Regions from separate parts of the Homo sapiens genome. Here region 1 is linked to region 2. The links are chromatin contacts, found by Hi-C or POLR2A ChIA-PET in ENCODE. All regions are on one chromosome and are shown on one strand. The core of a region is the stretch at or near the end of the contact, and the rest is flanking DNA. Distances in the headings are between cores, read along the strand shown.

Evidence for each region. Hi-C counts contacts between places; a loop is a spot of excess contacts on that map. ChIA-PET counts read pairs that join two places held with the same protein, here RNA polymerase II (POLR2A). Pooled maps may share reads with other maps.
Region 1: a loop to region 2 is called in a map of PC-9, with 7 times the contacts of the local background. The contact joins two enhancer-like sites. A Hi-C loop is called at or near these places in 5 of 168 maps with a recorded cell type or tissue (IMR-90, MCF 10A, PC-9 and 2 more) and 2 of 50 pooled maps. POLR2A ChIA-PET finds 5 or more read pairs at or near these places in 4 of 52 experiments (AG04450, IMR-90, OCI-LY7 and 1 more).

What each region holds. Positions count from the first base shown.
Region 1 is chr3:110,574,509-110,580,775 of GRCh38, forward strand. The region is part of intron 3 of LOC105374037 (a long non-coding RNA gene); the gene reads right to left. Among named protein-coding and RNA genes, the nearest start is that of NECTIN3-AS1, 490 kb to the right of the region's middle. RefSeq lists an enhancer at 2,298-2,886. Within about 2 kb of position 2,568, at least 3 of the 41 ENCODE cell types and tissues checked have a DNase peak (open chromatin) inside an H3K27ac peak, as active enhancers do; they include endothelial cell of umbilical vein, where a contact is called at or near this core.
Region 2 is chr3:110,522,127-110,528,410 of GRCh38, forward strand. No RefSeq gene overlaps it. Among named protein-coding and RNA genes, the nearest start is that of NECTIN3-AS1, 540 kb to the right of the region's middle. Within about 2 kb of position 4,790, at least 6 of the 41 ENCODE cell types and tissues checked have a DNase peak (open chromatin) inside an H3K27ac peak, as active enhancers do; they include endothelial cell of umbilical vein, where a contact is called at or near this core.

The sequences.
Region 1 (6,267 bases), core at 1,318-3,817, 50 kb after region 2:
TTTTTCAATAAACCTCAGAGAGGAAAAAAAAAAAAAAAAAGTTTTGTGTCCCCTTTGGCCCCTACACCCATTGTAGTGACTGCACTACTTAGCACAGCATCTAATTGATATAAAAACATCAGAAATATTTATAAAGGAAAGATAGGAAAAGGAAAAGAATAGAGAGAGATAAGCCATGATCAAAAGAGGAGAGAAAGTTCAGGATGGACAATTTGTTTCAAGTTCCCAGGTCTCTGAAAAAAAGGAGTACTTGATTTGTGAAAGCATTTGGATTTTATTTAGACTATAATATAAATGTAGAGTGAAGTTTTCTCGTTTATGTTTTAAGATTATTCTGGCAGCTGGGTAAATTGTGTATATAAAGGGGGACAAAATGGACACAGGAAGAAAGAGTAGGAGGAGAATATTATCACAGTGTACATGAGAGATGTTTGGAATAGGATGGTAGCTCTGCAAATAAACAAGTGAAGAGCTATATTTTGGAAACAGATCTACAAGATTTGCTGGACTAGTGGTAAAGGAAAAGAATGAAAAAAAGGATGATACCAATACAAATCACTTGAGCAAATAGGTAAGTGGTGATGCCCTCTCCTTAGACGGAGAAAATTTTACTAAAGAAGAAGGTAACCTTATGAATTTTTAACATTTTATAATTGTCCCCTTTAGTATATATAATTTGACTTTTCACCATTCAATTTTTGTGACCTTATTTTATATAAAGGCAGACAAAGATTTATACTTAAAGATGATTTGCTCTATCACACTTCACAATCGGGTACTGAATTTTAATATTCCAAGCAGCAAGTTTCTTAAACATGAGATTTCTGATATCAAAATATAAGAGTGTTCTGGAAAAGATGTACTTTCATTAAGCATTGGGATACAAAGTTTAAGATAAATATGTTAGACAAGATGCCTAAGAGTTTTACAATGCTACATAAGCAACGATTGGCCAGCTCTGATTCCATTTTCCTAATTTCTCCAGAATCCTGACAAAAACACAGTCTGAGGGAAAAACGAATCACTTTTCAGCTGGTTTCTTGTGGTGATGTCTTGTCTGTCATGAATCACTTCATTAAAATTAAACCACTTATTGTTGTGAGAATTAAGATGACTTGAAATTAAAATTAAGCTCCATGGATGAAAAATTTTCTATGGCTTATATTTATGGGCACTGGAAATCTTGGGAGCTTGCAAGTCCACAAGATACTACAGAATTAAAACCAACAAAAACATCTCTGAAGTGACTGCCCAGATTTAAGGCTATGTGGCTGAAAGAAAATCTAAGGCAACTGGATCTTCATAATTCATTAAAGTCCAGGAAGAAGGGCTCAGAGCCTACTCCCTGCCCAAACCACACCTGCCTTTGTAGCTGACAAGCATCACCACCAGGAGGTGAATCTGTGGGTACCATGCTAAAACCGGAAGGGAATTCTCCAGAGCACGATGAGGACATTTTGCTTCAAAAACGTATGTTTTAATACTAAAATTTGATGTCCAAGAACTTCTTAGTATGTTAATACTATCATTCAAGCAAGGAAAGAAACAAGTAGAGAGATGGAAGTAGACAGATGGAAGCAGGCACTTACTTCAAACTCCTGAGTGGACACATAGATGTTTTGTAAATTTTTGTTTAGTGATGTATTCATTGAACAAAAAGCATTTAAAAGAGGATGGAAAAGATATGATTCCATGTCTTGAAATAGCTCACTTTACCAGAATATTTACAAATGATACTATACGCTATATATGTGACATGTAAGCATTATTAGCCTACTTTAAAACTACAAAGTCATCCTTTTATTAATTATTTGTAACACTCTTCTGTGGCTTTTTAATTTTTTTGCATTTACGTTTGCACATTATGTCATTATTGGTTACTACAAACTGTAAAGCTCTCTGATAAGGGGTTTAATTTTTTTTTAAAAAAACACATGATTTCAAAAACTAATCAATTACAATTTGAAATGGGTTTTGAAATAATTTGGTTTCAAGGTAAGCTATTGTTTTCCCTGGTGCCATCTGTAAATATTTATAAAATAAATTAGTTCCTTAATAAGCCCTCTGGTTCACTCCCTGACATCATTGCTACCCCAGTTGTACTGAAGAATATACCTTTCAATCCATTTTGAAAGCACTTGTTTACATGATATAATGCACTCAATTTTTCCATATGTCATTATTAAACACCCACTTCATGTCAGGCACCATATTAGGCTTTTAGAAAGAGAATATTAATAATAACTCAGTTTAAGTTATTCATTAAAGATGTGTCCAAATGATTTCTAGGCAATATTTTGTTGGTTAATTGTTAACATAATACTTTTGGTAATAATAAATTTGTATACATTTTGTAATCATTTAAAATTTTTACTTAAAAATGAAATGATGAGTATATCTGATAGTTCTTGCCTCTGGTCAGGACTTTTCAATTCATCTTAAACTCCAGACCTTTCTATGCACAACCTTTGATAATGTACAAATACAGCACCTACTCTCAGCTCAACCTAGAATTTCTCATCTTCTGTTCTTGGGCATCTCTGACTCAGCATCAAGCAGTCATGCAAATGCAATGCAAACAATGAGGAAGTTAATACCCCATGGAGCAATTGTGAATAAATGTGCCAATCTTTTGTTCCTTGGGTAGGTTTTGTGAGATGACTCCACAGAAAGCCCCAGCCTAATCAGCCCCAGATGCCCTTGCAAGGACAGCTTAGTATTTATTGAACCTTGCATGGCCTTGTCCTCCATCCTCGTTTCCCTCATCCCAGCGTCACTCTCTCCTGACTCGGGATGATTTCTCAAAATAAACTATCTCCATGTAAGCCTGTGTCACAGGCCCTGCTTTCATAGGGGAAGCCAGGGTAGGAAGTGAGTTTTCACAAAAGTCACAAATCCAGGTAGGCATGTGGCTGCAAATTCATACACCACTGCAAAAGTAGTTAAAAAAAAATAAAAAGACTTCATTATTATATTCTGTTCACAACTTACCTAATAAGACCTACATTTCTTGCTTAGCATTAAAGATTTTTAATACTCTGTACCTCAACCCTGGCCCCTTCCACTCACAGTATGCAATCTTACTCCCTTTTTGTAAACTAACCGTACTTGCTACTCAGCCAGGACCTCCAGCTAAAGGAAGGCCCCTTCTATCGCACCCACTGGTCAAGCATATCCTGCTTGGACATCTTTCTTCCCTGAACTCCCATTGCTTTCATAGCCTGCATTACCAAGTTTTTAAAAGATTGTATTGCCACAAAATCTTATCTAATAATATTGGGGATTTTTTTTTTTACTCTCTCCAATTATATTTTAGCAACTTGAAGACAGAGACACTAAATTTTGTTTTTACATTTCATAGCATAGAGAAAATTGCGGACACATAGTAGGTCTTTAATAAATGTACAGTGTTCATGGATTCTCCCTTCAGTATACTTGACAGAATCTTAAAATCTATTATAATATCAAGATGCCAGGAAAGACAGCCTAGCTTTTCCCTGAGGTCAGACTCATCACTCTCTGCTTTCAAGAATGATTAAGATTATGACCAAGTCTCACAGAAATTAGCATGCACACATGCACACAGGCACGCAAAAAGTAACTGCTAAACTTCTGCTTCATATTAAAATATCCTTATTTTTTTCAAAGGAAATTTTCAGTATGAAGAAGTCTAATTATTAGAGAAATGTAGCATTTTAACTTTCTTGGCCAGTTTGGGGTGCAGAGAAGCCTAAATTAGCTGTGAGGAAATAATGCCCAGACAAGTTGTGATGCTGTTCTTGAACTTCCTTTCTGCAGTAAACAGAACTACAGTATGCCTTAGTTCAAGCCCGTCTCACTCCCTTTCTCAATTAGTATGTAAAATTGCCCAGGGTCTGTTCATTGGATAAAATGCAGTCTTCTTGTGGGGAGCTTCAAGGTCCTTCCTGATTTTCTCTCTGAATACTTCCTCAATCTAGTCCCATAAGCCTCTACCTTTCCCAGTCTTAAGTTCCAGTCATTTGGAATTAATTGAAATTTTCTTTTAACATTGTTTTTAAACATTCTATTTCTGCTTTTTGAAATGTTTCTTCACTTGACTAACTTATTTTTGGTGTTCAACACTCAGTTTAGTTACTATTTCCTTTAGGAAGATACCTCTGATGTTTCCACTCTAGTTTTATAATGTATTGTTTTCTGCCTATCACTATAATCCTATGCATCACCTTGAACTGCATTTAGCTGTTTATCTGTATCTGTTTCATTAACCTCCAAGTTTCCTATGATCATAGATCAATTAATACTAGTATTAGTTCCTCAACATATAGTAAGAATTCAATACATGTTTAAAGAATAAATTGACACTAAAGGAGATTGAAGTAAGAGTGGGTATGTGATTAGTGTTATGAAGGAAGTAGTGAAGCAAAGCTCTTAACTATAAAAAGAAAACTGAAAAATTGGGACTAAAATGAATTGAGCAAAATAAAGAGAAACAGTGTGGGACTGAGATGGTCACATAAATCCATGACTAGTGATCCCCAAGCAGGGCTGACTGGGATGGCCTGTCAAGGAGCAAACGAGATCAGATCAGAGAGAACAGGAGAAAGAGCTCTGTACATGTGGCTTGCTGTACATGATTTACAAAATGAAACTCTTCACACTGGTAAGCACCTCTTGCATATTAATTAACTAAATGATGACTAAATTTGCATTTGGGGGCTACAGCGACAGGTACAGATGCTGTGTTCACCATTTACTTTCTGTGTGTGTTTAATCGTTCTAAATCAGTTTCCTCACCTGCAATATGAGATGAGCAATATATCTGAGTTATAATGGGGACTAATAATAGAGCATACAAGGATTTCAGGACAGATCCTAACACATCCTATTCAATAAATGGCAGCTACTGTTCTTAGTAGCAGTAGTAGTAGTTATTGCTTTCATTTTAGTGGTAGTAATAATAATCTTATCTGAAGAAGAGGAAAACCTCAAATTTTTTTGGTGGCAGCAGCAGAACTAGCTGGAGGTAAAAGTGAGAATTCCTCTACTGAGAGTCTGTTATATACCCTCCATAGGCTCTGCAGAGGTCATTTCCTCTTTTACCAGATTTGCTACTGTCAACAGTCTGAGCTACTTGAAGCACATCAAATTAGGGAGGTATTCATTATTGTGTGACTAAGAAGATGCTTGAGCCATGGTTGTCTTCACTACAAGCATTCCAATAATTGAGCATCTTCTCACCCCTTTATTTCATGATCATTTTAAGGGCACCAGAAAAAATAAAAACAGAGAAGTCACAGTGAATTGGATACAGAAATATTGTTCATTCTTCTTCTACCATGTTTTACACGTCTTTCTCAGGTGGCCTACTTGCCAGCAGCTTCGGATACCTCTAAATCCTGGAAGCTAGGCAAGTATATTTTCTAAAATGCCTGAGTAGCAAATTAATTTTAACAACACCTCCCATCTCTTCTTCTATGCAAGAGCATATGACTCAGAAACTACCCTCCCTCCTGCTGACTGCAATTCCTCTCTCATTCCAGGATAAATAGACCAATTTAGTGTCGGTAACCACTCCATTTATGCTGGGATTGCCTAGTTAAAGAGACCTATGCTTGATATCTGTAGGGGTCCAGTTAGATATTACTAGAAAACAGGATATCTTTTTCAAGTTTGATCTGCTGCAAGGGTTTATACACAAAGTAAATATCGATTGCTTTGTCAGGATTTTGCTTGCATCTCTCCTTTAATTCAAGTTTGAAGCAAAATATAATGATGAGACACAAGGCTACTGAACAATATTCAAATACCTCTCTGATGGCAAAACTCATTAAAAGCCACAGGGCTCTTGTGATGAGCCAGTGCTTTCCACATGACATCAAGACAATATGTGTATGACCTTCTCAAAAAACCTGCTGGAAATTACATCTTTTCAAAAAGCAGGGTCAGAACTATGAATCAGCCCATAGAATATGTATAAAAATCACCGGCATTTTGGTGAGCTAAGAAACAAGCTAACTGCCTGCAGCAGCATCCATTTAGTGACAAAGAAGAAAACACTAGATTTCTGTAGTGATCCATCTCTGTAACTTCTATAATCACCTAATAATCCTAACATCTAGCAAATTTCAGAAATATAGAAGGAATACATTTTATCTTCAAACTTATATAGGATATTCCTACCACTTCACTACATTATTTTAGTAAACAGTAGGAATATTTTAAGATAAATTTTAAAAGGATACCTTCTCAGTAATGCAGTTGAAGATGGTATGTATCTTCACACTG
Region 2 (6,284 bases), core at 3,540-6,039:
GGGCCTTAGTTAAACAAATAGCATAGGGTAGATTAAAGGCAGTCATGGAATCTTGGCTACTGCTTCTATTGAGAGATCAAGTCACTCTTCTAGTTGAATGTCAGCTGGCCCTAGGAATTACTCAAGTAGCAGAATGCAGAAATGATGTTCTGGAGCTTCTGAGGTTAGGTCACAAAAAGAATTGCATCTTTTATCTGGGACTCTTGGAATGCTTCTTCTGGGAAATTCAGTCACATGTAAAAAAGTCACACTCAGTTTAGGACTGCCATACTGTCAGGAAGCCTAAGCTAGCCATGGGGTCACATGGAGAGAGAAAGCAAACCAACTTTCAGAGCTCTAGGCTCTCAGGCCATGTGTCAGATATGTACATGAAGAAACTTCAGATGACTCTAGCCCCAGCTACTATCCATTTGACTGCAATTACATGGGAAACCCCAAACAAGAATTGCCCAGGACGGGAGGGAATACACAGCATGAAGGTGAAGTGGATCACCTGTGGGATACGGGATAGATTGGGTGAAAAGGAGAGTCCTGGGAGGGGACTAGTAAGGGAGAAATAGAGAACCTCTTAAATTATCTAAATTATATTCTTATTTTAATGGAAAAATTTGGAAATTTTTGCCATTCCAGCTTTGAAGAGCTAAGAAGCGCTTATTTGGGCCAAAGTCAGGGCAGAGAAATAAAGTGGTAAATAAGGAAGTAATACTGGATATCATTATTTAAATCTAAATGCACAAAGGAGTTTAAATGAAGTGACAGGTCCATTTAATGAGAAGTAATATTTTTAGCACTGTTGGTAATAACTAATTGAATGACTGAGTATGTGTGGAGCTAAGAAACCCTATAGCTAGAGAGAACAAGAGGAATGTGAAAGTGGAGCATCCAAAGTCTCACAACTTTTGACTTGGAAGAATCAGCTTATTTCTACTTCCTTTAGTGGTGGCATTCAGAGTTACCCCATCACTGGAGGAAAGGAGACTCAACCTGGGATTTGTTTGTCCTTATTCTACCACGTCTTATTATACATGTTTATAGGTCAGTTTTCTTTTTTTTTTCTTTGTGAATACAAAGGCTGGCACAGTACCTTGAATGTAATGGATTTCTGGTAAATATTGAAATACATGAGTAAGAAAAAAAATATATACCTAATTGGTCCTGGTTTCTACTTCTTATTTTTGTTTGGGAGCAAAACATATTGTACTCTAAAATCACACTTAAGATGAATTTAATATTATATTCCAGCTAGTCATATGTACTCTATACCTATTTTTAAGGTATTAATGATATACTCGTGATGTAAGAATCTGAGGACAAAATCCAGTTAATTTCCATGTGAAAAAAGTCTTGAGAGTAAAATATTCAGCAATAATATGTTAAATTGATGAAGTCCTTATAATGAAAATTGGGTTGAGTTGTCTATTCCTGTTTCCAAATATACTTCTACTTCTTCACTATGATATGGCCACATGAATTTGAGGTGTTAATAATTTTCCAAAATAGAAAAATCTTATTGATATTTTGTAAGTCTTGTAATTCACTCTATTTTCTTAGGAAAATCTAGGTTTATAATTTTAGAACTCTGGTAGTTCCTTCATTAACTTATGGCATGGTTTATCTCTGTGTCTCCACGCAAATATCAAATTGTTGCTCCTATAAATCCTATGTGTTGTGGGAGGCATCTGATGGGAGATGATTGAATCATGGGGGCGGGTCGTTCCCGTGCTGGTCTCGTGATAGTGAACGGGTCTCACAAGATCTGATGGTTTTAAAAAACAGAAGTTTCTCTGCACAAGCTTTTTTTTTTTTTGCCATCCACATAAGATGTGACTTGCTCCTTCTTGCCTCCCCAGCCATGTGGAACTGTAAGTCCATTAAACCTTTTTCTTTTGCAAATTGCCCAGTCTCTGGTATGTCTTTATCAGGTGTGTGAAAACGAACTAACACAGCAAATTAGTACCAGTAGAGTGAGGCATTGCTAAAAAGATACCCGAAAATGTGGAAGCGATTTTGGAACTGGGTAACAGGCAGAAGTTGGAACAGTTGGGAGGGCTCAGAAGAAGACAGAAAAATGTGGGAAAGTTCAGAACTTTCTAGAGACTTGTTAAATGGCTTTGACAAAAATGCTGATAGTGATATGAACAATAAGGTCCAGGCTGAAGTGGTCTTAGATAGAGATGAGGAACTTGCTGGCAACTGGAGCAAAAGTGACTCTTGTTATGTTTTAGCAAAGAGACTGGTGGCATTTTGCCCCTGGCCTAGAGATTTGTGAAACTTTTAACTTGAGAGAGATGATTTACGGTATCTGGCAGAAGAAATTTCTAAGCAGCAAGGCATTCAAGATGTGACTTAGATGCTGTTAAAGGCATTCAGTTTTATTGGAGCATAAAAGTTCAGAAAGTTTGCAACCTGATAATGCAATAGAAAAGAAAATTCCATTTTCTGAGGAGAAATTCAAGCTGCCTACAGAAATTTGCATAAGTAACGAAAAGCCAAATGTTAGTCCTCAAGACAATGAGGAAAATGTTTCCAGGGCATGTCAGAGGTTTGCATGGCAGCCCCTCCCATCACAGGCCCAGAGGCCTAGGAGAAAAAAGTGATTCCATGAGCTGGGTCCAGGATCCCCTGCTGTGTGCAGCCTAGGGACTTGGTGCCCTGCATCCCAGCCACTCCAGCTGTGGTTCAAAGGGGCCAACATAGAGCTTGGACTGTTGCTTCAGAGGGTGTAACCCTCAAGCCTTGGTAGCTTTCATATGGTGTTGAGCCTGCAAGTGCACAGAAGTCAAAAGTTGAGGTTTGGGAACCTCTGCCTAGATTTCAAAAGATGTATGGAAATACCTGGATACCCATGCAGTGTTTGCTGCAGGGGTGGAGCCCTCATGGAGAACCTCTGCTAGAGCAGTGCAGAAGGGAAAAGTGAGGTGGGAGCCCACACACAGAGTTCCTGCTGGAGGACTGCTTAGTAGAGCTGTGAGATAATGGCCACCATCCTCCAGACCCCAGAATGGTAGATGCACTGACAGCTTGCACTGTGCACCTGGAAAAGCCACAGATACTCAATGCCAGCCATGAAGGCAACTGGGTGGGAGACTGTACCCTGCACAGCCACAGGGACAGAGCTGCTCAAGATCGTGGGAACCCATCTCTTGCATCAGCATGACCTGGATGTGATACCTGGAGTCAAAGGAGATCATTTTGGAGCTTTAAGATTTGACTGCACTGCTACATTTTGGACTTGCATGGGGCCTGTAACTCCTTCGTTTTAGCCATTTTCTCACATTTGGAATGGTTGTATTTGCCCAGTGCCTGTACCCCCATTGTATCTAGGAAGTAACTAACTTGCTTTTGATTTTACAGGCTCATAGGCAGAAGAGACTTGCCTTGTCTCAGATAAGACTTTGGACTGTGAATTTTTGAGTTTATGCTGAAATCAGCTGAGACTTTGGGGCACTGTTGGGAAAGCATGATTAATTTTGAAATGTAAAAATATGAGATTTGGGAGGGGTGAGGAGCAGAATGATATGGCTTGGCTCTGTGTCCCCTCCCAAATCTCATCTTTTAGCTCCCATAATTCCCACGTGTTGTGGGAGGGACCTGGTGGGATATCATTGAATCATGGCGTCAGGTCTTTCCTGTGCTGTTCTCGTGATAGTAAATGGGTCTCACAAGATCTGATGGTTTTAAAAAACGGGAGTTTCTCTGCACAAGCTCTGGTTTTTTGCTTGCTGCCATCCGAGTAAGATGTGACTTGCTCCTCCTTGCCTTCTGCCATGATTGTGAGGCCTCCCCAGCCATGTGGAACTGTAAGTCCAATTAAATCTCTTTCTTTTGTAAATTCCACAGTCTCGGGTATGTCTTTATCAGCAGAGTGAAAACAGACTAATATAACTTATATTTGAAGACAAAGTGCTCATGTTTCATCTTAAAAACATCTCTCAGCCTGACAATATATAACACCATGGACTATAGAATGCCTTCTCTAATTCAGTGGTCTTTCATTTCATCCTGTGTCATTCATTTTCTATATCTGTCATCAATCAAATTTGTCTCTAATATATACTTGCTAAGTTTCCCTGATAATCACCTTCTCTAAAGTACCATGCCAGAACCTTTAATCTTCCCAAAAGTGTGCCTTTCTTTGGTCATAATTAAATGATAATTGTAAAGCCCTACATGATCCCAGCTAAGAAGATGTGGGTAATAAAATGAATGTCATTTTGCTTCTGATATCTGAATTTCCTGCTGGACTGGATATAAATTAAGAAGGAAAAGAAAGTATCTTTTTGTAGATAAATGTATGAAATAAAGTTTTTGATGATAATTACAGTTTTCCTACCTGTTTCTGAAGTTAAAATTTCATATAGAAAATTGTAATTTTTGAAAGGAGACATAATGTCTCTCTATATAGGTAACCCAGATATCACTTATAGCCTTGACTGAGTGGTCCTGGTTTTTCTGAAGAATATTAGAGCAAGACTTAGTGTACATGGAGACATAGCACCTGCAAATTGTTTAATCCTTCATTGCTCAGAAGAGTACTATATGATTATAGGTCATACAATTCTGCAAGCGCAATGTCATCTCCCAGATTTAGCCAGATATTTTCCCTTTGATGATGGTGTATGTTTATAAATATTAGTAAGTCAATTGGGTTCTCAGGTATCTGACAATATGACACTGGAAAGAATCTTAGAATTTAGAATCTTAGAAATTATGGCATTATTCAGTCAGAATCTGGTCTGCTTGAATACTTGTAAGACTGTGGGCTCTGGCACATGTTTAAGCCCTCAAACACCTCCCAGACATTCCCTGGGGGTGACTCATCCAGTTTTAAGTATCACTGACTATATGCCTCACTGCTTCTTTTCACTTCCATATAGAAAGCTTATGGATCTTTGGGGAAATGTGAGAAATGAGTTTCAAAAGAGGCTTTAACAAGTGAATGGCACAGAGTTTGCACTGTGGAGGAAGAAAGGCAATGGGGGAAGTAATTAAAGTATTTAGAGATTCATTTAATTTACCAAGCTAAATAAAGGAGCTATGGGTTGAGCTGTCCCATGGTTAACATTACACAGGAACACTACTATTTTCTTTCATTCTTCTCTGGAAACAATCTTGAATCATATTCTTCCAGTTACTTCACAAAATGTGGTGCTTGTGAGAAATTACATGTTATTGAGATGTGGTATTCAGTCATTGAGATGTATAATTTGACCTGAAGTAAAGGAGCTCACACAAAGCTTTCCACCTAGACTGTAACCTAGTCATTTGACATAGTCTTAGGGGTTGTGAAATGGGAGATGACACATATTCCTCTTCTTTTTTATCTGTTTATTGGTAAAACAGTGCATACCGAGCTTGGCTCAGAACATTCTTTATTCTGTACATAACTGATTATATCCTTCAGTGTTTCCACTCCACGTACTGCAGATTCCAAAGTCCTGAGTGTGGCCTAATAGGACCCTCCCAGCATGGCTTCTAGCTCCTTTATCCAGCCTCCTTCTTCCTTACCACTCCTCCCAATGCAGATGCCTGGTTTTGTCATTAAAAGTGTCTGTAATTCTTGCAAGGTTCTCACAGGTACATGTCGGCAGATGCTTTCTCTCCTATTCTTTTCTTCAACACAAGCCCAAGCTTCACTTCCTTTATGAAGGTATAAACCAAAAATTATCTGAGACAAGTCTTAATCAGTTTAGTTTATTTTGCCAAGGTTAAGGACATGCCCATGACACACCCTCAGGAGTTCCTGATGGTATGTGCCAAGGTGGTCTAGCTACAGCTTAGTTTTATACATTTTAGGGAGACATAAGACATCAATCAGTACATGTAAGATGTACATTGGTTCTGTCTGAAAAGACAAAACAACTCAAAGTGTGGGCTTCCAGGTCATAGGTGGATTCAGAGATTTTCCAATTGGCAATTGGTTGAAAAAGTTTATCTAAAGACCTGGAATCCATAGAAGGGAGTGTCTGGGTTAAGACAAGGGGTTGTGGAAACCAAGGTTCTTATTATGCCGATGAAGCTTACAGGTAACAGGCTTGAGAAAGAAAAGATTGTAAATGTTTCTTATCAGACTTAAAAAAGATACCAGACTCCTTTAATTCTCTCCTGGATCAGGGAAAAGAACTGGAAAAGGAAAGAAATTCTGTACAGAATTTAGATTTTCCCCACAAGGGACAACTTTGCAGGGACATTTCAAAATATTTCAAAGAAATATATTTTAGGGTAAAATACTTCAATTTCTTTCAGAGCCTGCTATCTGTTGTGTAACACAATACCAGAGTCAG